Regions from separate parts of the Mus musculus genome. Here region 1 is linked to region 2. Evidence: chromatin loops called from intact Hi-C (ENCODE). Cell type or tissue: left cerebral cortex. All regions are shown on one strand. Links, peaks and the distances in the headings refer to the core of each region. The heading gives the core; the rest is flanking DNA.

The links. A loop is a pair of places that touch in the nucleus more often than their neighbours do. Peaks named below come from ENCODE experiments on the same cell type or tissue, not always from the same donor. Only the 100,000 strongest peaks of a DNase experiment are listed, where the experiment ranks them.
Region 1: it touches region 2 in a loop (2.0-fold over the local background); 1 of 42 quality-filtered maps calls a loop at or near these places.

What each region holds. Positions count from the first base shown.
Region 1 is chr3:90,104,795-90,120,798 of GRCm38, forward strand. It overlaps Nup210l (nucleoporin 210-like), which reads left to right. Exons shown (of 40, transcript NM_029937.2): 2 at 2,105-2,241; 3 at 10,261-10,392; 4 at 13,739-13,832; 5 at 15,073-15,223. Among named protein-coding and RNA genes, the nearest start is that of Nup210l, 8.7 kb to the left of the region's middle. In left cerebral cortex, for the core only: a CTCF peak has its summit at 9,816 (motif pointing left); DNase peaks (open chromatin) are centred at 7,173, 8,223, 8,608, 9,528 and 1 more place; H3K27ac peaks cover 476 bases.
Region 2 is chr3:90,206,950-90,222,953 of GRCm38, forward strand. It overlaps Nup210l (nucleoporin 210-like), which reads left to right. Exons shown (of 40, transcript NM_029937.2): 37 at 334-535; 38 at 3,405-3,509; 39 at 4,807-4,881; 40 at 4,968-5,202. The coding sequence ends at 5,068. It overlaps Rps27 (ribosomal protein S27), which reads right to left and starts at 6,699. Exons shown (of 4, transcript NM_027015.4): 1 at 6,661-6,699; 2 at 6,244-6,352; 3 at 5,985-6,095; 4 at 5,718-5,804. The coding sequence starts at 6,666. The coding sequence ends at 5,776. Rab13 (RAB13, member RAS oncogene family) reads left to right here and starts at 13,835. Exons shown (of 8, transcript NM_026677.4): 1 at 13,835-14,073; 2 at 15,288-15,348. The coding sequence starts at 13,950. In left cerebral cortex, for the core only: a CTCF peak has its summit at 9,099 (motif pointing right); DNase peaks (open chromatin) are centred at 6,761, 7,206 and 9,130; H3K4me3 peaks cover 3,195 bases; H3K27ac peaks cover 1,517 bases.

The DNA of each region.
Region 1 (16,004 bases), core at 4,901-12,900, 100 kb before region 2:
CAGTTGAAGTGGGAAGATGGGTAGTCTAAAATGGGCGTGGTGGCACACGCCTTTAATCCCAGCACTCGGGAGGCAGAGGCGGGCGGATTTCTGAGTTCGAGGCCAGCCTGGTCTACAGAGTGAATTCCAGGACAGCCAGGGCAACACAAGAGAAATCCTGTCTCGAAAAACCAAAAAAAAAAAAAAAAAAAAAGATGGGTAGCCCACTCTGGGAAAACGACTATCAACTTCCTGAGTATAAGAGAACTCAGTGGCGGGTGACCTGGTTACATGAACTGTAGGGAATTTAACCAAAGGAAGCCCTTGGATACCAGAACATTTATTCTAAGTGAAAGAGATTTCCCCTTCCTGTAACTTTGCAGATCGGAGAGTTGGATGCGCCTGCTAGCCAGCCCTCTACTTAGGAACTACATCCCTAGCCCTTTCCCTACCCTCTATGAGAAACACTGAAGTTTTTATTCCCGAGTACAAGAACTTCTACACTCATGAAGTATAAGGATCTTAGTCTTGTAGGCAACCCAGTGTGATGTTCATCATTCGGGATTTGTTCTAGTATTGAGAGCTTTCCATCCGTCCAAGATGCTAGTAATTATTTTGTATTCTTGTTTGGTCTCAGAATGTAGGCAACTTTCCATTTGAGATAACAGCTCCATTTCTAGGTTTGCAGGGAATTATTTTCCAAGGTAAGAGGAAGCTTTGTCTTGTTGCAAACACAGCCTCAGTGCTATTTTCCCACACAGTGCTATTTTCTTAGTGTACATATATACATGTATTTCTCTCTCTCTTTTCTTTCTTTCTTTCTTTCTTTCTTTCTTTCTTTCTTTCTTTCTTTCTTTCTTTCTTTCTTTCTTCCTTCCTTCCTTCCTTCCTTCCTTCCTTTCTTTCTTTTATATATGTGCGTATACTGTCACTTTCTTCAGACACACCAGAAGAGGGCATCAGATCCCATTACAAATGGTTATGAGTCACCGTGTGGTTGCTGGGAATTGAACTTAGGTCTTCTGGAAGAACAGGCAGTGCTCTTAACTGCTGAGCCATCCCTCGAGCCATATTTTGTTTTTTTGAGACAGGGTTTCTCTGTGCAACCCTAACTGTCCTGGAATTTGCACCATAGACCAGGCTGGCCTTGAATTCGGAGTTCTGCCTACCTCTGCCCTCAAAGTGGTAGGATTCAAGGTGTGAGCTACCATTGCCTGGCGTGAGTTCTTTCTTTCTTTCTTTCTTTCTTTCTTTCTTTCTTTCTTTCTTTCTTATCTTTCTTTCTTTTTTCCTTCCTTCCTTCCTTCCTTTCTTTCTTTCTTTCTTTCTTTCTTCCTTTCTTTCTTTCTTTTTTCTTCCTTCCTTCCTTTCCTTCTTTCCTTCTTTGGAATAGGTAGGTTTATTATTAATGTACCATTGGTAGACATAAAACCCAACAGCCCTCTGCCTCAACAAGGAAACTGAGAAAATATTAGCAAAAAGAGCCTACAGTAGGGAGTCAGAAACCCTATGACATGCCCTCTGCAGAGAGAGGTACCCAGAAAAGAGTGTGAAACTCTTCAAGGCTTCCAAAATTTTGGGGAGTCCAGGGTCATTTTGGTAGGTCTCCTTGGGTTCTTCCTGGTGGTCCCTTTTGGTGTCAAGTGGTAACTGTACATTTCCCAAGTCTTGTACAAGCAGTTTGTTAGCACTAATTCTTTTGGAAGAATTCAGCAAGTACTTCCACACTAACCCTTGGTTCAGCTTTGATCTGTGGGCCTTAGACAACTGCTTAAGCTCTGTCTCACGCCCTTTCTTGAAGAACCAAATCCTGATATCTCCTTTTGTCAGTTTGAGTGCAGTAGCCAAGGCCTCCAGAGTCTTCTTGTTAGGGTTGGGTTCTGTCTTGTGAGTCCTATTTTAAACATCGTGGGAGAATTACATTTTAGATCTTTGCACAAGTGATCATTGGGAAGTGGTTCTTGTCATTCTCCAGTTTTAATTCTTGTGTCATCTAACAGTGGTTCTGTAGAGTATCCTCAGGCATTCCTGCTGGTATGTAACATGGAAGAACTATAGACTCCACTTGCCTGTGTTGCCTGAACCATGTATTTATTTCATGCTCTAAACCATGTTGTCTTGGCAGGCATTCCACTCATCATGATGCAGTTACCATTCAGCCTTTATATGAAAATGGTACCTCGTGCTCCCAAAGAGCTGTTCTTGTTGCTGAATCCACCCAACCGATACGCCTCAGCAGCATCATTCTTGCTCGAGAAGTGGGTATGTTATGGAATTTGACTCATTGGTTCCTGTGGCCATTGTTCCTTGACACAGAGTCTCACTATGTAGCCATGACTTTCCTAGAATTCACTATGTAGACCAGGCTGACCTCTCCCACTGGAGTGTTAGGATTAAAAGTGTGTATCACCATGACCAGGCATTAATTTGCAATTTTGAGACAGGGTCTTCCTAGCACTGGTATACACTGTTTAACCCAGGTTGGCCTTGAACTCACAGAAATACTCATGCATTAACCTCCTGGGTGCCGAGATTAAAGATGTGCATCACAGCGGGCAGTGGTGGTGTATGCCTTTAATCCCAGCACTCAGGAGGCAGAGGCAGGCAGATTTCTGAGTTTGAGGCCAGCCTGGTCTACAAAGTGAGTTCCAGGACATCCAGAGCTACACAGAGGAACCCTGTCTCAAAAAAACAAAACAAAACAAAACAAAACAAAACAAAACAAAACAAAACAAAAACTTTTTGAGTCAGATAATGTTTTGTATAAATGATTAACACAAATGATTTTAGCGTCAAGTGTTAAGAACTTTGTAAAAAAATGATTTCTGATATAAATTATAATTCTGTGGACCAGTGAGATGGCTCAGTAGGTAATGGTGCTTGCTGCCAAGCCTGACAATCTGAGGCAGAAGAACCAAATCTCTCCACATATGCACTGTGGCATATGTACGTGTGCATACACACACACACACACACACACACACACACACACACACACACTGCATATACCTTCAAAACTTGATGCCATAATTTTGCCATCCTATTTATTTTTTGTTTTGTTTTGAGTGTTTGATTATTTCTGAGACAGGGTCTCATGTAAAGTAGACCAGCTTTCTCCCAAACTCTTGGAAATCCATCTGCTCTGCCTCCCAGTGACTGGGATTAAAGACCTGTACCACCATGCTTAACCTAAAAAACACTTTTTGTTACATTCATTAGTGTGTGGAGAGGCAGTGTATACTCATGTGGGGGCTAGAAGACAATGTTTAGGAGTTGGTTCTTGTCCCTCCCGTGGGGGTCCCCAGAACTGAACTCAGATACTCAGGTTTGGGGCAGGGCAGCCACTTTTACTTGCTCCTCCCAGGCTCCTCTAATTGTGCTGTGCTGTGCTTGTGTGTGTGTGTGTGTGTGGTTTTTTTTTTTTTTTCCATTTATTTATTTATTTATTTATTTATTTATTTTTTCGAGACAGGGTTTCTCTGTGTAGCCCTGGCTGTCCTGGAACTCACTTTGTAGACCAGGCTGGCCTCGAACTCAGAAATCCGCCTGCCTCTGCCTCCCAAGTGCTGGGATTAAAGGCGTGCGCCACCACGCCCGGCGTGTGTGTGGTTTTTGTATTTTTGTTTTAATTTTTATTTTTGAGACAGGGTCTCACTGTGTAGCCATGGCTAGCCATAAACTTCTGTTGTAGATCAGGCTGGCCTCAAATTCACAAAGATTTTCCTGCCTCTGCCTTCCAAGTGCTGGAATTGAAGGCATGCACTGTTAAACCTGGGGTTTTTTGTTGTTTGTTTGATTTTAATTTTCGTTTTATTTATCCATTTGTTTATTTTTGATACAGGATCTCTCTCTTTAAAGATTTATTTATTTATTTCATGTGTGTGAGTACACTGTCACTGTCTTTAGAGACACGAGAAGAGGGCATCAGATCCCATTATGAGCCACCATGTGGTTGCTGGGATTTGAACTCAGGACGTCTGGAAGAGCAGTCAATGCTCTTAATCACCGAGCCATCTCTCCAGCCTGAGACAGGGTCTCTTAATGTAGGCTGGCCTTGAAATTCTGGTGATCCTCCTATCTCAGCTTTTAAGTGCCAAGATTATATACTACATAGTGTGTGTGTGTGTGTGTGTGTGTGTGTGTGTGTGTTGTATACATGCTCATGTGGAGGCCAGCGCTTAGCTTTTGGTGTCTTTTTCAGTTGCTCTTCATCTACTTTTTGGGGCAGGGTCTCCCCTTGAATCTGGAACTCAGTGTTTAGGATCGGCTGCCTGTCTGGTGAGGCCCTAGGATCTGTTTATCTTCACTCCCCTAGCCCTGGGGTTACAGAGGTGTGCCACACCATACCTGATTTTTATGTGTATTCTGGGGATCCAAACTCAGCCTTCATGTTTGTGTGCCAAACATTTTGCTCACTGAGCCATCTCTGTAGATGGTCTCCCATAGCTCAGGCTATCCTGGAACTCACTGTATAGTTGAAGCTGGCTTTGAAGTCTTCATTGTTTTGCTTCCACTGTCTGGATGCTGAAGATTCAGGAGTGTACCACTACAACTGACATCTCAATAACTTTTGACATTTAAAGTGTCAACGTTGGGAAGCCAGGCTTAGTGGTGTGGGCCTGTACCCCAGCCACTTGGGAATTAGAGGCTGGAAGATCATGGATTCAAGGGAAGTCTGGGCTATTCAGTCTTTTTTGGGGGATGGGGGTTATTCAGTCTTAAAATGAAAAAGAGAGTTAGGGATACAGGTATATAGGTCAGTGGCAAAGAACTAGCATGTGCGAGGCCCAGCGCTACAAGTAAATAAACAGTGTTGGTCAGGCATCCCTCAATTTGGATTTATCTGATGGGGTTCTCCTGGTTAGCTTGGTTAGTTTTGGGGGGAAGCGGAAGTGAAGAGTCTTTGCTTTGCATTGTGTACCAAAGTGTGCAATGTTAGCACTTGATCCAGACCGGTGTCTGTGACGTTCCTCTTTCCCCGTTCCTTTAGACTAGTCATGGAAAGGGGCCACTGAATCCAGCCCTGTAGGCCAAGGAGAAAGATCTAAGCTTCACCATGGAGGGAGAATTGTCAAAGAGCTTGTGATAATGTATTAAGTACCACAGAAGCTAGTAAATATTTGGGAAAGATACTTTGATATGTCCTGACACTCCTTAAAGTTTTGCCCACTAATGTTAACACATATCAATGAGTTTTAAAGAAAGATTTTTATTTATTTTTATGTCTATGTTAGTTTCAATGAGAAGAGTATCCAGGGGGTCATATATTTGAATACTTGGCCCTCAGTTGGTGGAAATTTTTGGAAAGGATTAGGAGGCGTGACCTTGTTGGATGACGTGTGTCAAAGTTAGGGTTTCCATTGCCGAGAAGACACACCATGACCAAGGCAACTCTTGTAAAGATCAACATTTAATTGGGGCTGGTTCAGAGGTTCAGTCCATTAACATTATGTCTGGAAGCATGGCAGCATCCAGGCAGACACGGTGCTGGAGAGGGAGCCAAGAGTTCTAAATCTTGATCCAAAAGCAGCCAGGAAACATGTTTTCATTTTGTTTTTGTTTTTGTTTGGTTTGGTTTGGTTTGGTTTGGTTTGGTTTGGTTTGGTTTGGTTTGGTTTGGTTTTTTTCAAGACAGGGTTTCTCTGTATAGCCCTGGCTGTCCTCAAACTCAGAAATCTGCCTGCCTCTGCCTCCCAAGTGCTGGGATTAAAGGTGTGAGCCACCACGCCCGGCTTCCTCTCTGTCCTTGTGCAAGTTGGGCATATCCTATCTCTGACTCATTCTGTCAGATCTTCTTCTGATTTGTCTTTTTGTCTGCCTCTCAACTAGACTTCATTTTTAAACATGGGTGCTTCCTTCTACAAACTAACTTTATTACTTTCATTGTTTAGGATTAAAAGTGTGTACTAGGGGCCTGGAGAGATGGCTTACCAGTTAAGAACACTGACTAATAATCTTCCAGAGGTTCTGAGTAAAATTCCCAGCAACTCCATGGTGACTCACAACTGTCTGTAATGAAACCCAACACCCTCTGCTGGTGTCTCTTCAGACAGCAACAGGGCACTTACATAAAACAAACAAACAAAAGTTTGTACTAAGGGCATGTCTGTATTCCAGCCAGAGTAGCCATATTGCTCTATTAAAATCCCTCTACAGGATTCTGCTATTTCAGGACAGAAGTTATAATACATTCTGTTTGTCCTGGTTAGCTTTAACTATCAGCTTGACAGCCTAGAGTCACGTGAGGAGGGAATCTCAGTTGAAAAATTGCCTATATTAGATTGTCTTGTCTGTGGGGAATTTTCTTGGTTGTTAATTGCTGTATGAGTGTCCAGACCATTGTGGGCATCACCATTCCCTGGGCAAATGGTCCTAGCCTGTATATGAGCCTTCAGTTGAGCCAACAGTCAATGTTCCTCCATGACTTTCCATGACTTCTGGTTCAAATTTCTGTTTTCAATGATGGACTGTAGTCTATAAGTTGGAAAAAGTTTTTTCTGCACTTTAATTGCTTTTGATCTTGGTGCTTGTCAGAGCAATAGAAAGAAAAACAATAGTTTGGTAATTCATATCTTCTATTTATGGTATCCTGTGTCCTTTGGGTAGGCCCTTAGTCTTGGCTTTTTTTTTTTTTTTTTGGGTTTTCGAGACAGGGTTTCTCTGTGTAGCCCTGGCTGTCCTGGAACTCACTCTGTAGACCAGTCTGGCCTCGAACTCAGAAATCCGCCTGCCTTTGCCTCCCAAGTGCTGGGATTAAAGGAGTGCGCCACCACCATCCGGCTTGGCATTTTTTATAGTACTCCCTTACCTTTTTTTTTTTTTTCTTTCTCTTTCTCTTTTTCTTTTCTTTTTTTTTTTTTTTAAGATAATGTCTCATGTATCTTAGTCTGGCCTCTGATTCACTGTATAGCTAAGCATAACTTTAAACTTCTGATCCTTTTGCCTCCACAATTCTGGGGTTACAAATATGCACCACCCTTCTGTGTTTGTATAGTTCTGGGGTTCAAACCCAGGACTTCCTCTATGGTAGTCAAAACACTCCACCAACTAAGCTGTGGCCCTGGTATAGTACTTCTTGCTTTTGAGCTCTAGAGTTATATTTAGAAAGCAAGATCTAGATACTAGTGTGCTTGTTGCTAAGGGAGTGTCCTAGTTTCTTTTAGCAGACAGAGCTAAGAAAGAAACATGCACACGTCAGTCTATGTCTTCACACATCTCTACATTTATTTCTGTGTCTAGCTGCATATATACATATATATACACATATACATATACATATGAACTCACAGTCATAGCTTTAACTCTAACGTGGGCTCATTCTATTCTAGACTCCTTTTCTTTGCTCTCAGAAAGACAGATGTGTGTTGGTGAGATAGCTCGGTGAGTAAAGGCACTTGTCATGAAACCTGATGACCTAAGTGTGATCTCTGGAACCTAGGTAAAGGTGGAAGGAGTGAACAGAGCCACAAAATTGTCAACTAACATCCACATGCCTGCCATGGCATGTACACATGCATGTGCGTACCCTCGCGCACACAGAGAGAGAGAGAGAGAGATAGTCTGACTTTTATTATCTATAATGTATTCTCTTATTTTTTTGACCATAATATACATAAAAAGCAGTTTCAGGGATGGAGAGGTGACTCAGAGGCTAAAGCTCTTCAGAGGACCACGATTCAATGTCCAGCACCTACAGGGTGTTTCTTTCTTTCTATCTTTTTTTCCCCAAAGATTTATTTATTATTATAAATAAGTACATTATAGCTGTCTTTAGACACACCAGAAGAGGGCATCAGATCTCATTTCAGGTGGTTGTGAGCCACCATGTGGTTGCTGGGATTTGAACTCAGGACCTTTAGAAGGTAGTCATTGCTCTTACCGCTGAGCTATCTCATTAGCCCCCACAGGGTGTTTCAAAACCTTCCATAACTCCAGTTCCATGAGATCTTTGCCAGGTCTCAAAAAACATTGCAAACACATGGTACACAGGTAAAACACCTTTGTACATAAAACTTTTTGTTGTTGTTGTTGTTGTTGTTGTGTTTTTTGAGACAGGGTTTCTCTGTATAGCTCTGGCTGTCCTGAAACTCACTCTGTAGACCAGACTGGCCTCGAACTCAGAAATCTGCCTGCCTCTGCCTCCCGAGTGCTGGGATTAACATGTGTGCCACCACGCCCAGCTCACATAAAACATTTTTAAAAGCAGTTTCAGGAGCCAGACATTGGTGGTGCATGCCTTTAATCCCAGCACTCATGAGTCAGAGGCAGACAGATCTCTGAGTCTGAGGCCAGCCTGGTCTATAGAGTGAGTTCCAGGACAACCAGGACTACACAGAGAAATTCTGTCTCAACAAACAAACAAAAACAACCCTCCCCGCACCAAAAAGCAAACAAACAAACAAACAAAAAAACTAAACAAAGTACTTTTAGGATGATTAATTCAAACACTTTTTGCACTGAGGTATTAGTATATTACCAGATCTGCCTGTTTCTATTTCCCTGGCTGCTGTTAAATTCAGTTCTTAATGCCTCTTGTGAACAGAACGATACTGTTTCCTGAAATAAAAATGTATTTCTAGGCATGGCATAGGGTGCAGAACCAAGACTGTGTCTCAAAAACCTAACACATACGAGGATACGCTTGAGTTCACAGCCTGCCGGAGCCACACAGTGAACAAAGCAATTAAACACAAAACAGCTAATCAGAGTCTAAGAAAAAACAAACAAGCAAACAAACAATCAAACAAACAGAAAACCCAATCCAGGTGGCCTGTCAGGATGGCTCAGTGGGTAAAGGTGTTTTTTGCCAAGCCTGTCGCTTGAATTTTGTCTCTTGGCAGCACATGAGGAAAGGAAAGTATCACTCCTTCCAGTTACCCTCCAATATCCACACACAAGTTAGAAGCCCATTAATACAATTAACATATAGCTGCCACCATTTTTCTTTTCTAAATAAATAATTTGGAAAAAATGCCTATTAACCTTATTTTATAGAAGATAAAAAATATTGACACTTAAAACGACAAGGAATAAAGTAAATCCTTGGAAAGTGACACACAGCTCTGGGTTTTGTTTTGTGTGTGTGTGAGGGGTTGGGGAAGAGGGAGAGGGGGAGGGGGGAGAGGAGGGAGAGGAGGGGGAGAGGAGGGGAAGAGGAGGGAGAGGAGGGGGAGAGGAGGGGGAGAGGGGGGAGGTGGGGGAGGTAGGTGGGAGATAGGGGGAGAGAGAGGAGGAGAGGGAGAGGGAGAAGGAGGAGAGGGAGAGGGAGGAGAGGGAAAGAGAGAGGGAGGAGATGGGGGAGGGAGGAGAGGGAAAGGGAGGAGAGGGAGAAGTGGAGGGGGAGGAGGGGGAGGAGAGGGACGGGGAGAGGGAGAGGGACAGAGACGGAGACAGAGATGGAGATGGAGATGGAGATGGAGATGGAGATGGAGATGGAGACAAGGTCTTTCTCTATAGCAACCCAGGCTGGCTGACTAAGCAGCAGTCTTTCTTCCTTCCTTGGCCTCTATGATGCCAGGATTACAGGATTTTGCCGCTGCTAACAGCTTAGTCTTGCAGGCATTTTTTGCATTGGTTGGGAACTTGGCCTACAAGAACTGTCATCATATAATTCTGCTAGGGAATCAGGGATGTGCCTAACACAGATAACCATCTCTCGAGCCCCGGAACCAACCAACTCTTAAAGCTCCTCTTTGACCTTGACAAAACAAGAGCACCAGCTCTTCTTTCAGAGGACTCTTTTTTTTTTTTTTTTTTTTTTCCAGCATCCACTTGGCAAGTCACAACCACCTATAACCCTAGATGCAGGGGATCCAATGCCACCCTCTGGCCTTCTTGGGCACTGCATGAACATAGTACCATCTTAGGAGGCAGGGGTTTCTTTTGTTTCTGAGACAGAGTTTCTCTACATAGGTCTGGCTGCAGACTTTTTTTTCTTTTCTTTTTTTTTTAAAGATTTATTTATTTATTTATTTATTTATTTATTTATTTATTTATTGTATATGAGTACACTAGCTGTTTCCAGACACACCAGAAGAGGGCATCAGATCCCCTGCATCTAGGATTATAGGTGATTGTGAGCCACCATGTGGCTGCTGGGAACTGAACTCAGGACCTCTGGAAGAGCAGTCAGTGCTCTTAACCTCTGAGTGATCTCTCCAGCCCTGAACTTTTTCTTTTTTTTTTAAAATAACCTCTAAACTCTTGAGTATTTGTGACATTTAATAGATTGGTGGTGGCCGTCTAGTTAAAAGGGCACCCATTTTTTTTGCTCCTTTGCAGTGACGGACCATGAGCTACGCTGTGATGTAAAGGTCGATGTGATAGACAACATTGAAATTGTATCTCGAACCCGGGAGCTGTATGTGGACGATGCACCGCTGGAGCTTATGGTGAGGGCCCTGGATTCTAAAGGTAAGGGGCTGGGGGCGACTTGAGTAAGCAGTGCCTGACATGGAGTGTTGTTCCTTCACGTTGAGCGTTCAGAAACAGGAACTGTGTGATGGTAACAGACCTTAAATGTGACTTGTGTTCTTCTCATTTGGGGCTCACGTCCGGAGCAGGTTGGCAGTGCAGAACATGCTTCAGTGTACTGTTAGGGTCCAAGAATGGAGGAAGGAAGACCTCAGACTCCAATGATACACGAAGGCAAAGAGCATTTACTCTGCAGAAATTACCAGCATGCAGGGGTCAAACAAAATGGCAACGACTCGAGGGGCTTGCAGGCCACTTTTTATGCAGGGCTGGGGGAATTTTCCAGAAGGATTAGGTAACCTCTAATATGATTGGTAGGAAGCAAAACAGTGACATTAGTATCATTTTGATTGGCTACTATGTCAGTTTCATTGTAATTGCTGAGGCCTTGAAGAATCTTGGACGCCAGCTCTGTTCTGACCTTTTTTATTTCCTCCACTTAGGTTTCCCAGAAGCTGACTCAGCTCCAGATGTAGCCTCCCTAAGTCAGGGCCGTCACTGACTAAAGGCCCCTTGTCAGTGGCTCCCTCTGAGGAGTCCAGTCTGTTACCCAGGGAATGGGTTTCTGGATCTCTCTGTATTAGCTGCCTTTTTGCAAAATACTGCTGCTGTTATTTCTTGTTATTTCTGGACTACGAAAGAAATTAGTATGTATGGGTGGGGTCTGTATATCCCCCAGTGCATATAGAAGTCACAGTATAACTTGTGGGAGCCAGTTCTCTCCTTCTACTATGTGGGAAGGCTCAAACTCAGGTCCTCAGACTTCCAGCCATCTTACCAGCACTGTCTGTCTGTCTGTCTGTCTGCTTGTTTGTTTGTTTGAGGCAGGGCTCACTGTGTAGCTCTGGCTGTCCTGGAACTCACTCTGTAAACCAGGCTGGCCTCGAACTCACAGAGATCAGCCTACCTCTGCTTCCTGAGTGCCAAGTACCACCAAGAATGGCTGAGCTTTTTCTAAGTATTGAAATTTTGCCACCAAGCTTCTATTCCCGGCCCCTAGATCAACAATTAAGGATATTAATTTAATTTAATTAAGGACATGCTTTTGTTATAGTATTCATTTTAAATTTTTTTTAAAGATTTATTTATTTATTATATGTAAGTACACTGTAGCTGTCTTCAGACACTCCAGAAGAGGGAGTCAGATCTTGTTACGGATGGTTGTGAGCCACCATGTGGTTGCTGGGATTTGAACTCCGGACCTTCGGAAGAGCAGTCGGGTGCTCTTACCCACTGAGCCATCTCACCAGCCCCCATTTTAAATTTTTTAGACTCACTGATTTTATTTTATATGTGTGGGTGTTTGCATCTTTGTATATGCACCACATGTATAGCTTGTGCTTGCGGTCAGAAGAGGGTGGATCCCCTGGAGGTACAGCTAATCGTGAACCATCACGTGGATGCTGAGAACCAAAAGGAGCCCCAGGTCCTCAGCAAGAGCAACAAGTACACGAAGGCATCTATCTCTCCACCCCTGCTTTGGTGTTTTATGGTTTTGGCTTTGGTACTGGGGAATTGAACCAGGGCCTCCTGCATCCTCAACAGTCCATTTTCTTCCAGTGAGCCACAACCCAGTCCCTTAGCTCTGCTGTGACCAGTCTACTTCCTGTCTGCCAAGGTGATTAAAAGTCACTATAGTTTGGCTGGAGGGATGTTGTGCCAGGTTTCTTCCCAGCACCCATATGGTGGCTCACAACCATCTATAACTCAGGTGCCAGGGGCTTTGATGCTCTCTTCTGGCCTCCAGTGACACTTCACACAGATATACTTAGACACTACAGATAAAATACACACATAAAATAAGATAAATAAATTTAAAATAAATATATAAAGAAGTTTAATAATTTTAAGACTTTTCTTTTCTTTGGGGGGGAGATTTCAATATAGGGTCTTTCTGTATAAGTCTGGCTGTCCTGGAATTTGCTCTGTTGACCAGGCTGGCCTTAAACTCACAGAGATACATCGGCCCTGCCTCCTGAGTGCTGGGATTGAAGGTGTGCACCACTGCTGCCAAGCGATTAAGTCTTTCTTTCTTTCTTTCTTTCTTCCTTCCTATTTATTTATTTATTTATTTATTGCTGCCAAGCGATTAAGTCTTTCTTTCTATTTATTTATTTATTTATTTATTTATTTATTTATTTATTTATTTATTTATTGCTGCCAAGCGATTAAGTCTTTCTTTCTTTCTTTCTTTCTTTCTTTCTTTCTTTCTTTCTTTCTTTCTGTTTATTTATTTATTTATTTATTTATTTATTATATGTAAGTACACTTTAGCTGTCTTCAGACACTCCAGAAGAGGGCATCAGATTTCATTACAGATGGTTGTGAGCCACCATGTGGTTGCTGGGATTTGAACTCAGGACCTTTGGAAGAGCAGTCGGCTCTCTTAACCTCTGAGCCATCTCACCAGCCCGATTAAGTCTTTCTTGAGGGTAACTTTATGTTGCTTTAGATATACTATATTACTGCTGTAAAGTGCTATTACAGTTACTACTTTATTTGTAAATTACTTGGTAAACAGGCTTTGAAAGTTTCCTTACGGTGCTGTCTGTGTGTGCATGTGTATCTGCCCTGGCATGCATATGGGGGTCAGAGGGCAACTTCCCTTCCGTCTTTGTGAGACAGAGCTCAGACATCAGGCTCACCCCGGGGAGTGCCTGTACTCATGGAGTGACCTCACTAGCCCAAGACTACTGGGCTAGTTTCTAAGAGTTGAAAAAGTTTTGGAGTCTAGTTGTCATGGCAGTGTGTGTGGAAGGAGCTAGGGTTAAGTATGCCCGTCAACCATGAGGTACCTGGTAGGTGGCCTCGAAGCGAAGGAGCAGGGAGACTAGAGAACCTCCGCCAGCCAGCAGTGGGTCCACGCTGTACTTTACAAGCCTGCTCCCCATGGGTCCTTTCTACTGTAGAAAGCCTTTTGGAGTTGGGCAATGACTGTACGCGCCTTTAATCCCAGCACTCAAGAAGCCGAGGCAGGTGGATCTCTTGATTTCAAGGCTAGCCCGGTCACCAAAAAAAAAAAAAAAAAAAAAAAAACCAAAAAAAAAAAAACCAAAAAACACCAAAAAACAAAACAAAAACCCCTGAAAAACCCTGTTGGGAATGGGATGTGGGTAAGGATCATTCCAATCTGCGTGTTTTAGTGGATTAAAAAAAAAAGTGCTGTTATTTGTTACAGAAAAATACCTAAAGTGATTTTTTTTAGCTCGTTTCTTTTCTTTTTGGAGCTACTTGGATGTTTTGGGATGTGTGATTCTATCCTGTCTGCCTTTGGCTTGCTTTCCAGGAAACACTTTCAGCACTCTGGCAGGCATGGTGTTTGAGTGGAGTATTGCCCAGGACAATGAGTCATCGAGAGAAGAGCTGTCTAGCAAAATTAGGTAAAGCATAAAAGCCCAAGGTAGTGTCCCCGGGCGCACACTGGACAGCAGCAGCCATCCGTGTGCAGCAAGGTAGTGTCCTTGGGCGGCACACTGGACAGCAGCAGCCATCCGTGTGCAGCAAGGTAGTGTCCTTGGGCGGCACACTGGACAGCAGCAGCCATCCGTGTGCAGCTTGATAATCCTACTGTCCAGGATTATTTTCTTTTTACCATTTTTTTCTTTTCTTTTCTTTTTGATTTTTTTTTTAAATAGATACATTCACTATGGCAAATGCCATACACAGGAGATAAATATTGGAACCTTCATGAGAGTTAATAACCTCTGTTGGAGAATCTGTGAGATTAGGCTGTCTGCTCATCCTGAAATAGAATAAGATAATTAGCCAGGTGTGTGGGAAAACACCTTTTTTTTTTTGTTTTGGTTTGGTTTGGTTATTTTTTTGTTTGTTTTTCGAGACAGGGTTTCTCTCTGTAGCCCTGGCTATCCTGGAACTCACTTTGTAGACCAGGCTGGCCTCGAACTCAGAAATCCGCCTGCCTCTGCCTCCCAAGTGCTGGGATTAAAGGCGTGCGCCACCACTGCCCGGCTGGAACTGTCTTTAAATAAAATAAAAACAACAAAAGGATTCTGTTTTCAGTACTAAAGAACAGATAACAGACAGCCTAAACTGTATCCCATAGCAGTCTTAACCACAGGCTAGACCTTCTGGAAATCAGAAATTAAAAAAGCTTAATCCATGGCTGAGGGTGGTGGCACATAACTTTAATTCTAGCACTCAGCAGGCAGAGGCAGGCAGTTGTCTGGGTCCAGCCTGATCTACAAAGTGAGTTCCAGGCCTGCCTGGAACTATGCAGAGAAACTCTACCTCAAGAAACAAACAAGACAGACAAACAAAACAAAAAGAGAGAAAGGAAGGATGGAAGGGAGGAAGAGAGAGACAGAGAGAGAGAGGCAGAGAGAGAGAGAGAAACCAGAAAAACCCTCAATCCAGGCTGGCACAGGATTCTAGAAGTGGGGGTCAAGGTGGAGCTGAAGCAGGGGGATTCAGAGTGAACTTCTGCTACGTTATTAGCAAGTTCAAGTTAGAGCCCAGCCTGGGTTACATAAGGCACTGTTTCAGAAAGCACACAAGCAAGCAACGGTATTTTGGAGCTGTCTACAGGGATGGGCTTTATAGAGACTAAAGTTTAGAAGACTGTTAATCCTACCAGAGACAAATCTTCCTTTGGTTCTCTAGGATTCTGAAGTACTCGGAAGCCGAGTATTCGCCCCCTGACTATATAATTGAGATGGAAAAACAGGAGAGACAAGGAGACGTGATTTTGGTATCTGGGATGAGAACTGGGGCTGCTGTTGTAAAAGTCCGAATTTATGAGCCATTCTACAAGGTAAACAGTCTGTGCTAGAAACAGCCGTCTGAGGTCTTGCAATGGGGAATATAGTAGAGGCCTCTAGCTGCTATTATTTGGGCCAATGGTAGATCGTTTACTTGAAAAAGTCATTTCATGCCTGTAGTGATGTCACATGCCTTTAATCCCAGCTTTCAGGAGGCAGGGGGAGGTGGATCTCTGAGTTCGAGGCCAGCCTGGTCTAGAGAATGAGTTCCAGGACAGCCAGGGCTACACAGAGAAACTCTGTCTAGAAACAAAACAAAACAAAACAAAACATAGTTGCCTATATAGCGAGTTTTAAGTCTGGGCACATGGTGAGAACCCATCTAAAACAAAAACAACAAAAGAAATGTATGCTCTGTCAACGCTCTGTCTTGCGTAAACAGGGGATGGGCAAGAACATCAGACCTGTGGGAAGGACTTGGAACACAGGGTGCTGGATCTTTCAGGAACCCCAGCTTTTGCCTATCTCACCTGCATTTGATTTGCTACTGCTTACCTTTAACTTCTTTTTTTTTTTTTTTTTTTTTTTACTGATGTTTCTTTTTTTTTTTTTTTCCATTTTTTATTAGGTATTTAACTCATTTACATTTCCAATGCTATACCAAAAGTCCCCCATATCCACCCACCCCCACTCCCCTGCCCACCCACTCCCCCTTTTTGGCCCTGGTGTTCCCCTGTACTGGGGCATATAAAGTTTGCAAGTCCAATGGGCCTCTCTTTCCAGTGATGGCCGACTAGGCCATCTTTTGATATATATGCAGCTAGAGTCAAGAGC
Region 2 (16,004 bases), core at 3,058-11,057:
TAGCTCTGGCTGTCCTGGAGCTCACTTTGTAGACCAGGCTGGCCTCGAACTCAGAAATCCACCTGCCTCTGCCTCCCGAGTGCTGGGATCAAAGGCGTGCACCACCAGAAGTCTACATCAGTCTGCTTGTTAAATAAGTGATGGGGATTTAATACATGTCCTCATGCTTGCAAAGCAAGAACTGTTCTGTCCCTGTCCCTTTTTAACTACATCCACAGTGGTGAAAAAGCGAATGACTTACTGGCTGGCTAGCTGAATCTTGAAAATTCTTGTACTAACAGAGACAACACTAATTTGTCTTCTTTGAAACAAGTATTTTCTCTTTCCTCCAAGGTCTTCCACAGCTCCCCCTTTCTAGCAGTGTCTGGCTATAAGCACTCAATGCTCACGACAGGCCTAACTGTCTACCTAGTAAGAATAGTCAACTTCACTGCCTTCCAGCAGATGTCATCACCCGCTTTCATTAATGTTTCCTGTGCACTGACCAATCAACAAGAAGCTGTGATAGTCAGAGCAAAAGATGCATCTGGTGCAGGTGAGCTCTGGGGTCGTTTTTGTTGTTTTTTTTTTTTTTTCGAGACAGGGTTTCTCTGTGTAGCCTTGGCTGTCCTGGAACTCATTCTGTGGACCAAGCTCCCCTTGAACTCTGAGATCCGCCTGTCTCTGCCTCCCAAGTGCTGGGATTAAAGGTGTCTGCCACCACGCCCGGCTTTCTGGGGACTTTTTAAGATTTATTTTATGTATGAGTATGTGATCTTCATGCACACTAGAAGGCATCAAATCCCACTACAGATGGTTGCGAACCACCATGTAATTGCTGGGAATTGAACTTAAGGACTTCTTTAAGAGCAGCCAGTGCTCTTAATCACAGAGCCATCTCTCCAGCCCCACTGGGAACGAATTTTAATCCACACGGGAAAGGAATGTATTCACAATGGGCCTTCTGCTCTAGAGGCTGAGTCTCACTAAGCGTTGGCCAGGCTAGAACTGAACTCACGCTCAGATCTCTGGCTCCCTAGTCTACACTGCTCTCCCTGGTTTTCATAAAGACAAGGTCTCACCCTGTACCTGCAGCTCCTTGTAGCCATGTTCCTAAGGACCTACACATCCCGAATGCTGCAACTTTAGGTATACAGTACTCAGACCTTTTTATCGTTATTGTGTATTCCAGGAGACGGACTTTAATTCCGAATGTAGGAAGGTAGGATGACCTTTGACTTCTCATCTTCCCCACTTTCATGATACAGGGCAGTCACTGTACCAACTGATCTACACTGTCAGCCTCAAATGTATTTTATACTTAGGCTGAGCACGGTGACCCTGGTGGCCCAAAGCTGTAACCCCAGCATTTGAAAGATAAAGAAGTATACAACTTACCAATGCAGCCTTGCCAGGTAGAAGCAGCTATAACATTCAACCCATCTTCAGCTCATTCATTAAGTCATGTGAGCTCATCTGATCCCCACCAAACATTAAAATGTCCAGAAATCAAGTGTTAGGTAGGTCACCAAACATGGGCTTAGGCAATGCTACAATATTCTGCTCAAATTTATTTGGTCCTTGACCCAGAAAATATTTATATAAACAGCAACATATGGTAAGAGGTAACTGTAGGGTTTGTTGTTCATGTGTGGGTATTCACACTGAGTGTGAATGGAAACAGTCAACCTTCAGTGTGCCATGCCTCAGGCACCTAGACTGGCAGTTTCTCACTGGCCTGGAAGTAGACAGGTTTGCCTCTGCCTAGGATCACAAGCAGGTATGCAATTGGAATGTAACAGGAACCACAAGGGCCTGTGGGTACATAACACTCCAGTCTTAGTTTGGCAGGGGGTGGCGTATGCCTTTAATCCCAGCACCAGGGAGGCAAAGGCAGTTAGGCCTTAAACAAATCCAGCACACCAAGCATGTTGGCACATCCCTTTATCCCAGTACGCAGGAGGAAGAGACAGGCAGATCTGAATTCAAGGCCAGCCTGCTCTACAGAACAAGTGGAGGGCAGACAGATCTGTTTCACAGATAAACCCTGTCTCAAAAAAAAAAAAAAAAACCTTTGTCTGTAAAGTAATCCAGGTAGTATTTGCATAGTGTATGCAAAGCCCTGGGTACATGGCCTAGCAAGCACCTCAGATAACTGGCTAAAGTCTATGTCTATAATCCCAACACTTGAGGTAAGAGTCAAAAAGATCAAAATATCAAGGTCATTCCTGGCTGCATGGCAATCTAGCATGCAGCCAGGAATGTGTGTATGGAGGGGAGGGAGGGTACACACCACCTTACTGTAAAAGGTTCTCTAGACACAGCATGAAGATAAGGAACAGAGTCAGAACCTGAATCAGCAGGCTAGCAAGATGGCACTTGTCCTGTCTACCGACTAAGTCTAAGTCTAGAAAAGTCCTGACTTCCATGTATGTACCATGGTACCAGCATACAAATTAGAAATATAAACTAAATCTGCATAAAGCCACAAGTTTGAAGCTTCAAGTTGGTTTTTGTTTTTTTTTGGGGTTTTTTAAAAGTTTTTGTTTTTCGAGACAGGGTTTCTCTGTATAGCCCTGGCTGTCCTGGAACTCACTCTATAGACCAGGCTAGCCTCGAACTCAGAAATCCACCTGCCTCTACCTCTGGAGTGCTGGGATTAAAGGCGTGTGCCACCAGGCCCGGCGGGGCTTCAAGTTTACAAGTTTTCAAGCAGCAGACTTTGACTTGGGAGGACACAAGATTCTCACACTCCTGAACCAAAAAACAAAAGGACAAGATGATAAGGCCTCAATTTTCTTTTTTCAATATTTATTTAGGGCTGGAGAGATGGCTCACAACCATCTGTAATGGGATCTGAAGCCTTCTTCTGGTGAGTCTGAAGACAGTGACAGTGTATTCACATAATTTTTTTAAAAAATAAAGCAATCTTTTTTTTTCCACCCCTGCCCCTAAAGCAATCTTTTAAAATATTTAATGTAAGTACACTGTCTTCAGGCATACCAAAAAGGGGCATTGGACCCCATTACAGATGGTTGTGAGCCCCCATGTGGTTGCTGGGAATTGAACTCAGGACCTCTGGAAGAACAGTCAGTACTCTTAACTGCTGAGCCATCTCTCCAGCCAAAGCCTCAGTTTTCTAAGAGCTGCAATCTGAATTCCATTTGCAGGGCAGCAGGGGATCTGAGACAGTACCACTGTTAGTTGACACTGTCTTCTGATGTGAGATCCTCCCTGGTGTGGGGTCTCAGGGAAGCACCAGCACCACTAGTCCTCTGGTTTTCTCAGACAGGGTATGTGGACCTACCTATATGCTAGGATTACAGATGCATGCCAATATTCTTAAGCTTTTTAGGACATTTTCAAAGACATCTATTCTGGATGTTACTGTAATCATCCCATTATGTCCCATTACGGCAACGCAGATCACTGTGAAGACTCGGGTGTCTTCAAGAACTTCGTCGGTTCTTACCAGATCCTCCTGTTTACCCTCTTTGCTGTGCTGGCATCAACTTCTTTCATCTTTCTAGGTAAGGAGTATGCCTGTATACTCCTGCTTGCTTGCTTTGGAGACAGGGTTTTTTTTTTTTTTTTTTCTTTTGGTTTTTTTGAGACAGGGGTTCTCTGTGTAGCCCTGGCTGTCCTGGAACTCACTCTGTAGACCAGGCTGGCCTCAAACTCAGAAATCGTGCACCAACCACTGCCCGGCATGTGTATACTTCTGACTTTCAAAACCAAAGTTAAAAATTAGCTGTTTATCACAACTAATTCATGTCATGTAGATTAGATGTCAACTTTCAGGGTGTGGCACAGGCCTTTAATCCCAGCTTACAGAACAACCAAGGATACACACAAACTGTCTTGAAAAAATAGTATAGGCACTGGAGAGATGGCTCAGCAGTTAAGAGCACTGACTACTCTTCCAGAGGACCTGAGTTCAATTCCCAGCACCCACATGGCAGCCCACCTCTCTCTATAACTTCCAAGATCTAACACCCTCACATAGATGCATTAAACTAATGCACATAGAATAGCCAGTATCACTATTGCCCACACAGGTATTTTTAGCCAAAGGCTGTAAGAAAAATCCACCTAAGGGGAGCATTTGTATTCTCCAATAACTGGGAAGAAGCTGGATCCAGACCCTACCAGAATTATAAAAAATTCAAGCATTCAAGAGCATTTCCACTGAATCTACCTATGCATCTCATATAACCATCTCTGGATTACTTTTAACACCTACAGTACATGCTGCAAATATACTATAGCTGTTATACTATATTTGTACTGGTTAGGTAATTCTAAGTATCAGCATACAGGGCAGTTTAGAGGTAGACTAACTGAAAGCATTCCTTTTATACTAACACTTAAACCTCATTTTATTTAAAAACTTTTCTTACAGCCAGGTGTGGTGGCGTACGCCTTTAATCCCAGAATCCCAGCACTCAGAGGCAGGCAGATCTCTTGAGTTCGAGGCCAGCCTGGTCTACAGAGTGAGTTCCAGGACAGCCAGGGCTACAGAGAAACCCTGTCTGGAAAAAAACCAAAACAAAATAACAACAACAAAAAACCTTTTCTTACAATTACTTGCTTGGGTTAGGGAAGAAGGTAGCACAACCATGCCCTGACACAAGTGTGGGAGTCAAAGACAACTTGGGAAAAAACCTCCCTCTTCTACCATGTAGGTTTTGGGGACTTAAGACAGGCTTGTTGTTAAAGTCTGTTGGCTGGCCCTTAAATCTCACTTCTGAATGGACTGTAATCTTTGAGGCCTTTCCGCAAGCGCACAATCACATAAGCCCTTTTTGTGGCATTTCCTTTCTCCAGCACACAATGCCTTCCTGAACAAGGTTCAGACTATTCCAGTTGTTTATGTGCCAACAACAGGAACAACTCAGCCAGGTAAAGACCTGCCCTCACTCCGCAAGTTCAGATATGTCCGTCTCCAAGTTACCACCTTGATTGTCTCGCTTTTTTTTTTCTCCTAGGTTCTTACACGGCCACATGTTCCCCCCCTCACTTCCTGAGCTCACGGCCACCACTAGTGCAGAGTCGGCTACAACACTGGTTATGGAGTATAAAACACTAACCTAGTAGTCAGCGTCCCTCTAACTGTAGAGGACTGGAGATGCCTAATCCTGCACAAGTTTAGTAGCTAACTACAAAACTAAACCTCCAGATCAAGTTTGTAGTAAGTATAAATAAAAGCTCCTAGGTGGTTAAGTCACGTGTGTAAAGATTACATTTCTGAGGCTGGATTCCCGAAGCCCTCGGTGTCTGTCTGTTCCTAGCACCACAAAAACCGCAACAGCAGTACACACCTACAATGCCATCACTTGACAGGTATCCTGTCACATACACTTGAAGCTACCTAAGGCCATCTCAACAACACACAGAAAAACAGTAACCCTCTGCTTCTCAGGCACTGGGATTAAAGCAGCCTGGGTACCATTATCCCTAAATAAAGACAGTCCCCACTGTCACACACCTTTGTATGACACAATGTTTCCAATAACCATTGCTAAAAGTTACTACCAAAAAGACATAGAAGAGTAAGCCCAATTATACACTATCACCAGTTTTAAACCATGGTCTAAGATTTATACAGTGAATCTAGATAAAAATGCCCCCAATGGACTCTAGGTGTTTGGCCACTTACTTGACCCCAAAGGGACCACTCTTCTGTTTGCCCTGGGATATGTGAGGCACCACTTGCTACCAGTTAAACAAGACAAACATTATATATCCAAAACGTGTTTATTGGGAAGGTTCCCACTCATCTTCAATCAGGGGCTTTCAGTGCTGCTTCCTCCTGAAGGAGCATCCTGGAAGAAAAAGATGCAAACGTTACTTCTGCCTGCCACTGACCCTGCCTCATCTGCAGAGTGCTAAACCTTCCTAACAGGAGTGCAGCTGGCTTTACCAGCCGGAAGCCTTGCATTCTACTCAGCCTTTCACCTTAGGACCCCAAAGCCAAACAAAACCCCAACACTGAGACCACTCACCTTCTGTCAGCCTTGCTTTTCCACCTGTAGGCTGACAGAGGACAGTGGAGCAGCCAACACACAAGACTACCGTTTGTGCATGGCTAAAGACCGTGGTGATTTTATAGCATCCTGGGAAGAAAAAAAAAGAGAAGAAAAATGTTAACTTCTTTTATTCCTCTCCAAGTTACCACTTCTGAACTCGTAATAAAATCAAAAATTAAGTTACAACCATTAGTACAGTTTAGTTTTCCCGCACAGCTGAAAACCACTTCCTTACCTGGGCATTTCACGTCCATAAAGTAGGAATTGGGGCTCTGCACCAGGCGCTTTTTCTTGTGTTTCCTCTTCTCCTCTTCTGGAGAGGGATGAAGGAGATCCTTTGCGAGCTAAAAGGGGCAGAAATGCAAAGACTTAGAAGGTAATGGAGGAAAGAGATGATGGGAAAGAGCCCCCACTGGCACACACCGAGGAGAACTCGCCCCTCGCCGCCCCTGGTGTCTGCGTAGCTGGGCCGCCATCTTATCTCCTCTCCGCTCCCGTCTACGCGGCTGACCCGTGGGCCGCCGCGGCTCTGGTTACTGTCCTAAGAGACGCAGAGCGCACATGTGGACCCTGTAGGACCCGCAATTAGCGCAAGAGGACCGTGCGGACCCAAGAGCGAGTTCTCTGTCGAAACCTGGACCAAGGAACTCACAGGCATGTTCTCGTAGGGAGGTCGTCACCGCCGGAAAGGAGCGAAAGCGGAAATCCTGTTCCTTATATCTGATATGGGACAGGAAGTGACGAGCCGTGTTGCTTCGCCATCTTCGGAAGGTCTTCTACTCTGTTCGAATGCAACGGAATGCCCGTTGACTGCCATTTGTAGAAGGTCCGTAAAGGCTCCTCGCGTCGCGGGCGCGTAGCCATGGTGAGAGAGTTAGCTTCTATTTTGAGTTCAGAATTTAGCTGCTGTGGCGAGAAAAATGGATACTTTTTTCTCACGTAGTTTCCGACTACGCTTTGACAGCTGGAGTGTGATGGGAACATCACAGGTGAACACCAGCGAGAAGCTTTTATCCATGACATTTTTAGTTATTGATAGTCTTTACCATTTTCCAGTTGGTTTGATTTACGCTGATTAATAATTCTAGACGTAAATAGGTTTTTTTTTTTAAAAAATGAGATACCTGCTTGAAGCTGGGGGTGTACTACGCTGGTAGGTAGAGTGCGTGCTAAGAATGTGCAAAGCGTAAACTGGGCAGGGCGCAGTGGTGCTGTCAGTGGCTCAAGGCTGGAATCTCAGAACTTCAGAGGATGAAGCGGGAGGACGAGGAGTTCAAAATCATTCTAGGCACTGGGCTTCCTAGCAAGTTTGAGGTCTGAGTGGACTACAGGAGACCCTGTCTGAAAAAACAACAAAATCAAATCCTGTTCATATTTGCTCCACTGCAGCTAACCCTATTGTTTACCTTTATTGTTTTGTTGTTGCTGCTGTTTTCCAGTGCTAAAGATAGAGCCCGACTTTGTATTCTTACAATTCTTTACCTTTGAGGAATAAAATCAAATATCCTTACACCACTTGACACGTGCATTGCTTTTAAAGTGCTAATTAAAGGCCAGACGAGGTTGGTCACACCTTTATCACTGCATTCTGGCAAAGCATGGAAGAGACTGAGTTCTGGCCAGCCTGATCTAGCAAGTTGTAGGACAGCCAGAACTACAAGAGATGTCTCTAAAAACCAAATCAAAACAAAAAGTATGTTATTTAACTATGGAGCTGCTGTAACCATTACCACATTGTACAAATTTGTGTGTTTGCTGCTCAACACAGAGGCAGGTGGATCTCTGAATTCAAGTGTCTATAAATAAAATAATAAATAAATAGTCCATGCTTAAATGAATGCATGTTGATTTTGGATTTTGGCAATATACATGGCAGAGATATCTTGGGAAATAGATTCTAGGTTTAAAAATGAAATTCATGGCCAGGTGTGGTGGTGCACGCCTTTAATCCCAGCACCTGGGAGGCAGAGGCAGGCGGATTTCTGAGTTCAAGACCAGCCTGGTCTACAAAGCGAGTTCCGGGACAGCCAGGGCTACACAGAGAAACCCTGTCTCAAAAAAAAAAAAAAAAAAAAAAAAAGAAAGAAAGAAATTCATTCCTTTTCCTAGACTGAAAATAATTTCTTATAATACTTGTACATCTGCAATTTATCATGTGAGCAGAAGTATGAAAATGCAGGGGATGAGGGGGGAGGCAGGGACAGGGTTTCTCTGTGTAGCCTTGGCTGTCCTGGAGCTCACTCTGTAGACCAGTCTGGCCTTGAAATCAGAGATCCGCCTGCCTCTGCCTCCCGAGTGCTGACTCTAGTATGCCTGTACCACCAAGCTTTTTTGTTTGTTTTGAAGAAAGGGTCTTGGCCTCTGGCAGTAGTGGTGCACTCCTTTAATCCCATAACTTAGGAGGCAAGGCAGATCGGTGAATTTGAAGCCTCCCTGGTCTACAGAGAGAATTCCAGGACAGGCAGTCATCTACCCTAGTGGTTCTCAATCTTCCTTTTGCTTTAATACAGTTCCTCCATATTGTGGTTGCCCCAACCATAAAATTATTTCTGTTGCTACTTCATAACTGTAATTTTATTACTGTTGTAAATTGTAAGAATCCGTGTTTTCCAATGGTCTTCCATGACCCCTGTAAAAGGTCATTTGACGCCCCACAGGTGGTCACGAAAACCTCTACAGTAGGTACACTGAGCTTCATCCTGAGCTCTTAGTCGTTTGTTTTCCTTATGTCCTGAGTATTCAATTCAGGGCATTAGGCTTGGTGGCAAATGCCTTTTTACACTCACTGAGCCATGCTACCAACTTCTCCCTGCATGCACCCCCACCTTTTGTTTTTGGTTGGTTAATTTTGCTTTTTTGCTTGAAGTTAGGGTCTCTCTCTACAGAGCCTTGGCTATCCTGGACCTCACTGTGTAGACTAGGCTAGCCTCAAACTCACAGAAATCCACCTGCCTTGGTCTCCTGAGAGCTGGAATCCAAGGTGCACACCACTGTGCCCAGCTTTTTTTTTTTTCCTCTTTTTTTTTTAAAGATTTATTTATTTTATGTATATGAATGCTCCATCTGTATGTACAACTACACGCCAGAAGAGGGCATCATCTCATTACAGATGGCTGTGAGCTACCATGTGATTGCTGGGAATTGAACTCAGGACCTCTGGAAGAGCAGCCAGTGCTCTTCACCATTGAGCCATTTCTCTAGCCCCCAGCTTTTCTTTTTAAAAGTCATTTTCATATATGTATATAATACACTCTGGTCACACCACACCACTGTCTCTCCACAATGCTCCTCAGAACTCCTTCCTTTCCCATCCTGTCTTTTGGTTTTGTTTTTTTGATGCCCTGAGTTTAACCACAGCTGCCACCAGGGGCATGGTGGTAAAGCTGTCCATTAGACTCAGGTAACTCACTGGTGGCTGACCACTAAAGACAATAACATCTACTCTCCAGAGACCCATCAACTACTAATATCAGTCAAAGGGCTGGTTGCTTATTCTTTTTTTTTTTTTTTTTTTTTTCTTCGAGACAGGGTTTCTCTGTGTAGCTCTGGCTGTCCTGGAACTCACTCTGTAGACCAGGCTGGCCTCGAACTCAGAAATCCACCTGCCTCTGCCTCCCAAGTGCTGGGATTAAAGGCGTGCGCCACCACGCCCGGCTTTTGGTTGCTTATTCTTATTACTTATTTGAGACAAGCTCCCACTATGTATACCTGGCTGGCCTGGAACTTGTTATGTAGGCCAAGCTATCCTGGAACTCCTAGAGATCCTTCTGCCTCTGGAGTGCTGAGTATCAGGTCATAAGGAAAACTCCCAGTTCCCCAGATTCCAGAAGGCAGGCCAGATACCCAGAAATAGGCTCAACCCGGAATGTATGTTGAGGGATTTCTGGTGGCTAGTTAAAAGCCAGCATTCCTCAGGAAGTTGTAAAACTGGTTCCCTACCAAAAAGAGTCATTTCCCTTACCTCTGGCAAAAGGGACATGGGCTGCCTATTGGACCTCTCAGGATATCAGTTCAAGCTGGCCTCCAGGCTCTCACCATCACAAGTATGCATTGCACAAGTCCACACGCACCCTAGCCTTTCCCACCTCCTCCTCCACCCTAAACTCCCTCCAGCTCTGGGCTTCCCTTCCCCAACTACTCATCCTTCTTAGGCCAGGCTATGCTCACTTCTCTCTGTCTCCTGCTAGTCTCCCCTCTCTCACAGATAGCCTTGGCCATGTTTGCTCTACTTCTTTCTCTTTTTGCTTTGGACTCTTCCCAATGCTTCTGGCTGCTTTCTCTCATATCTACAGTAAAGACTTTCCCCTTAACCATTCCATGGAGCTGTCGTGTCAGTTTATACACTGGGTTTAAAGGTGTGTGCTATATAACACTCTCCACCTCACCCCAACATAGATTTTGACAGGATCCATTCTAGTTTCTTCTGTTGCTGTGATAAACATCCTAGCCAAAAGCAACTTGGTGAGGAAATGGAATTATCTGGCTTATAGGTTACAGTCCATTATTGAGGGAACTAAAGGCAGAAATTGAAACAGAAGCCAAGGAATACCACTGCCTTACTCCCAGGCTCACATTCAGCTCCTTATACAGCAGCCCCACCTGTCCAGGTATGGTAGCTCCCATATATAGGGCTAGGCTCTCTGACCTCAATTAGCAATAGAGAAATGCCTGGGGCTGGAGAGAGATGTCTCTGAGGTTAGCATCACTGGCTGCTCTTCCCTACTAGGGTAGGGGTTTGATTCTTAGCACCTACATAGTGGCTAGCAACCATGAAGGTTCACAACTGTCTGTAATCTGTAACTCCAGTTTCAGAAGATCCAACACCACCTTCTGGCCTCCCAAGGACACCTGGCATGTATATGCTACACGTACAAGCATGCACGGGCAAAATACACACACATACACACACACACACACACACACACACAGAGAGAGAGAGAGAGAGAGAGAGAGAGAGAGAGAGATCCTGTCTAAATGTTTTAAAAATAATAATAAAGAAAATTCCCCCATAGATAAGTCTACAGGCCAATCCAATGGTGATAATTCCTCAAGTTTCCTCCTCCCAGGTATGTCAAGTTGGCAACCAAGATTAGCAATCACAAGGTCTCCTGGTTGGCTTGCAACTCCCAACCAAGAGTAGGCTGACCTTAGTCATGCTTCTGTCTGACTTTCATTTTGCTTCTGTCTCCCGTGTGCTGGGACTGCAAATCCACCCTACCTGGACATCAGTGTGAGTTAGAGGTCAGGATTAGTCACTGAGGAAAACCAGAAAAGATTCAAGTCTGTGCTATAGCTTGAAATGCAATGAGCCCTGAGGGAATAAATAGAAGGGAATTGAAGCTCAATAGAATAGTACTTTGCCTAGTGTGCACAAAGCTCTGGGTTTGACCAATTCCCAACACCATTGAAAAAATAGAATAGTCAGATTGGTGTATTGAAGCAGGCACAGTGGTACCCGTGGATGCTGGTAGTTCTAGCTACTGAAGGGCTGAGTCCACATGATTACATGAGCCTCAAATTTGAGACTGATCTGGGCAATACAGACAGACCTTGCCTCAAATTAATGGTGAGATGGCTCTGGAGAAGTTTAGTTAAGCATCCTTCAGCATGTCCTCTGACTGCCACACTTTCACCATGGCATGGGTTGTTGGCAGTTCCTCTACGCTCCACCCCACAGTTACCTGGCAATAGCCAGGTGTGCCTGACTCAATATAAAAGGGGCTGCTTGCCCCCTCCTCACTCTCTTGCTCTCTCTTCTTGCTCTTGTTCCCTTACCCTCTTCTTCCTCTCTCCCCATTCCACTCCCCCCTCTCCATGTGCTCATGGCTTGCCTCTACTCTTCTACTTTCTCTCTCTCTCTCTCTCTCTCTCTCTCTCTCTCTCTCTCTCTCTCTCTCTCTCTCTCTCTCTCCCCTTAAGCTCCCTCCCAATACCCTGAATAAACTCTGTTCTATACTATACCATCGCATGGTGTGGCTGGTACCTCAGGGGGAAGGGATGCCTCAGCATGGGCTGGCAGAGGTACTCCCCTCCACCCACACCTTACTGCGTCTCCACAAAACATATCTCTGGTCTCTTTCTTTTTATAAAACACAACATTATGTGTGTGTACACATACAAATAAATGTAATGAATTAATTAATTAATAAAATAAACTGAATAGTTATTTGTGTGTGGTAGTTAATATGGATTGTCAACTTGACAGGATCTAGCATCACCTAGGTATCCAATGGCTGGCCATGTCTGGAGGAAAGTTCTAGATTGGATTATTTGAGGTGGGAAAAGCCTACCTGACAATGAGGACCACCATTCACTCTCCCGAATAAAAAAGGAGAGTGAGGTGAGCACCAGCATTCGTCTCTCTCCTTGAGTTTGGATGGAAAGCGACCAGATGCCCCATGCTCCTCCTGTCATGACAGAACTGCCTTCTGTAAGCCTCTCTCATAAGTTGTTTTGTCAAGTATTTTGTGTGTGTGTGTTGGGGGGGGGGGGAGTAACTGATACATTGTATTTGTGAGAGGACAAATGGAAACATAGATTATGGCAAACATAATGTAACAAATAAAGGGCTGGTGAGATGCCTCAGCGGGTAAGAGCACCCAACTGTTCTTCCAAAGGTCCTGAGTTCAAATCCCAGCAACCACATGGTGGTTCACAACCATCCATAAGGAGATCTGACTCCCTCTTCTGGAGTGTCTGAAGACAGCTACAGTGTACTTACATATAATAAATAAATAAATCTTTAAAAACAAACAAACAAACAAATAAAGACACTTTCCCACAGCCAGGACTCATCTGTTAGAAAAGCCTTTTCCTTTTTCCTTTTTTTTTTTTTTTTTTTTTTTTTTTGTTTTTTTCGAGACAGGGTTTCTCTGTATAGCCCTGGCTGTCCTGGAACTCACTTTGTAAACCAGGCTGGCCTCAAACTCAGAAATCGGCCTGCCTCTGCCTCTGCCTCCCAAGTGCTGGGATTAAAGGCATGCGCCACCACGCCCGGCTCTTTCTTTTTCTAACGGGACTGGAAAGATGATAAGAGCTGGCTGCTCTTGTAGTGGATCTGGGTTCAGTTCCCAGCAGGCACATGACAGCACCTCTAGACACTCCAGTTTCAGGGGATCGTTGCTGTCTTGTAGCCTCTGCAGGCATGCTAGTCATATAGTGAATAAACACATGTAGGCAAAACACTCGCTATAAAGAAAGTAAGTAAATAAAGATGAAAAGCTGGGCATGGTGGCTCCACAGTACTAATCTTCATACTTGAGGGGTAGAGGCAATAGGATTACCAGGCCTTGGGGTGCAGGTTGTGCTACTGAATTCAAGGCTCGCTCCAGATTGTGACTCGGCTCTGTGTGTTTTGAGTGTAATTGATGAGGCTGATTTTTATCGTTTTAGTTCTTCACTGTGCTCCACCAGGGGGCAGATTGATCCACCATACTAACCTCCTAACCCGCTTCTTTTCAAAGGGAATTGGGATTCGTAGTCTTAAGTAATGCATTGTTGACAGAAAATCCTAGGACATTTATCATAAACTCAAAAGCCTTTGAATAGCGCCTCAGCTTTTTACCAATTTCCAGTTACCACCCCTATCTTCACCATTGGTAAAATTCTTTCCCTCTTCCCCTAATCTCTTTGAAATTCTTTCCAATTCGGTCAAAAGAGAGGAAAGACAGCTAGCCAAAGGCAATGGGAAGGGCTAGGGAAACTGGCCCTCCGAGGCTGGGGAGGCAGCGCCCGGACTGCTGGAGCTGGACAGGCCTCTCCACTGGCGAAGAGGGGTGGAGCCGAGAGCAGGGCCGCCTCTCTTCTTTTCCCGGGGCCTGGGCGGAGAGGGAGGAAAACTTCCTGGCTGGGACTCCGGCGGTTTCTGCCTGCCAACCCTCGGATCCCGCCTACCAGTGTTGGCTCTTCCCGACCCCTCCCCCGGCGCCCCCAGTGTCCGCCATGGCCAAAGCCTACGACCACCTCTTCAAGTTGCTGCTCATCGGGGACTCGGGGGTGGGCAAGACTTGTCTGATCATTCGCTTTGCAGAGGACAACTTCAACAGCACTTACATCTCTACCATCGGTGAGCCCACAGGCTGTATCCCAGACCCCAGACCCACCCCACCCCCGCCCACCCTCATACACCGGCTCCTGAAAGACTAAGGAACCTACTTTTTTGATCCCCTTAGAGAAAAACACTAATTTCCAGTCTGTCGACCCCTGCCCCAGACCCATCCTCCATAATGTCCCTGAATAACACTCAAAACCTCAAACCTTTTTGAGGTTTCCAGATAGTCCCAGTTGCTGCCACCCACTCCGTCTCTTGGTACTGTCTCCCTAGTCTCTCCAAATCCACACAGGTTATCGTCATTTCCATCTGCTTCCTTCTTTACCCCATCACTGCACCTAGACGCTCTAGATCCACTCTTCACAATTTCTCTTTTCCCTGCTTCCCAATTGTGTTGGCCTCTTACTGACCTACTGGCTTCAAACTTCCCGCAGGATCTGCCCCACCTTCAAATCATCTTTTTAGCCTCCCTACCCTCAGCAAGGTACTGCAGAGTGTGGCTGGGTGTGCTGTGGGAGTGAGGATGGTGGATGCCAGGGGACTTTGGGGTCTCTGAGTAAGCTTCTGCACCATCCTTCTCTCTGGAGCCTCCTAAGTGGCTGGGAGACTTCCAGTAAGAAGAATCTCCTTTCCCCCTCCCCTCCCCTCTTTATCTTTCTTCATCTCTTGACTGAGAATCTTATCTCCTCTAGTGACAAAAAGGAAACTTTCTCTCTCTCTCCCTCCCTCCCTCTCTTCCTCCCTCCCTCTCTTCCTCCCTCCCTCTCCTAATTCTCCAGAGGATTCTTAGAGAGCTTCTTCCCCCCCCCCCCCCCCCACTTCCAAGCTTAGCTCACTAGTTAATTCACATAGGCTCAATCAGCTGCCCTCTCATTCCTCTCTACCCTTAAGGGCTAGCAGGGCGGTGGAGGACCAGTAGTGTATTTTGGGGGAGGAGGGGGAAGAGGGATGGGAAGGTGAGGTAGAGATGGAAGGGAAAGTTGTCAGATGGCATGCTTTTAACCCAGCTGAAGAGTTTCATAGCTTTTCTCCAAAACGTCATGAAATCTGAGGAGACACAGTATGCTTACCATAGGAATAAAGCTGTGGAAAAGCTCTCCCTCCTGGCTACACATCCAGCAAGGTCACTACCTCGAGTACCTGAGTACCAGCAGTTACTGGTGCAGCCCCCACTCTCCCCCACCATACTTTCCACACATGCTTACCTGTCTTCACACCCTTCACCCCAGGAATTGATTTCAAGATCCGAACCGTGGACATAGAGGGGAAGAGGATCAAACTGCAAGTGTGGTGAGTGAGCTGCCCAGTCCCCAGCCAGATTGCCCTTTGACCCCAACCCTCCCCCACACACCCCTCCCCCTTCATTTCTTCTTCCTTACCTTTTCTCTCTTCAGTTTAGTTTGTGGTTTGGGGGTGTTTTGTTTTGTTTTGTTTTTTAGACAAAGTCTCATGCAGCCCAGGAGGGCCTGGAACTCAGCTGAGAAAGAAAGCCCTTTCTTTCGGTGTCCTGTGTCCTGGTGTTACAGGCATGTGGCACCATGTTAGTCTTTCTGTTTTGCTTTCTTTCCTTTACACCCCCCCCCCCCCAGTCCAGTACATCTCCTAATTTATCCATTTTGCTTAGTCAGCTATCAGCTGGCCTTGCATCTCTCTTCCTGGTGGCCCACTTTCAGTTTGTTTGTGTCTTTTCCTCACCCAGAGCATTCTCTGGACTTGAAAACAAATGTCTTTCGAGCTACGATGTAGAAACAGGTTCTAAGTGATTAAAAGACAAGTTGCAGAATTACAAATTTGACTTCCAGTCTATTGCTCTCAATAAATTTTAGAGAGCAACCTGGGTGTAAACGCTGACATGCTTTGAGACCCAGCACTCTAGAAACAGAGGCAAGTGATCTCTGGGAGTTTGAGGTCAGCCTGGTCTACAGGGTGTGTTCTAGAACAGCCAG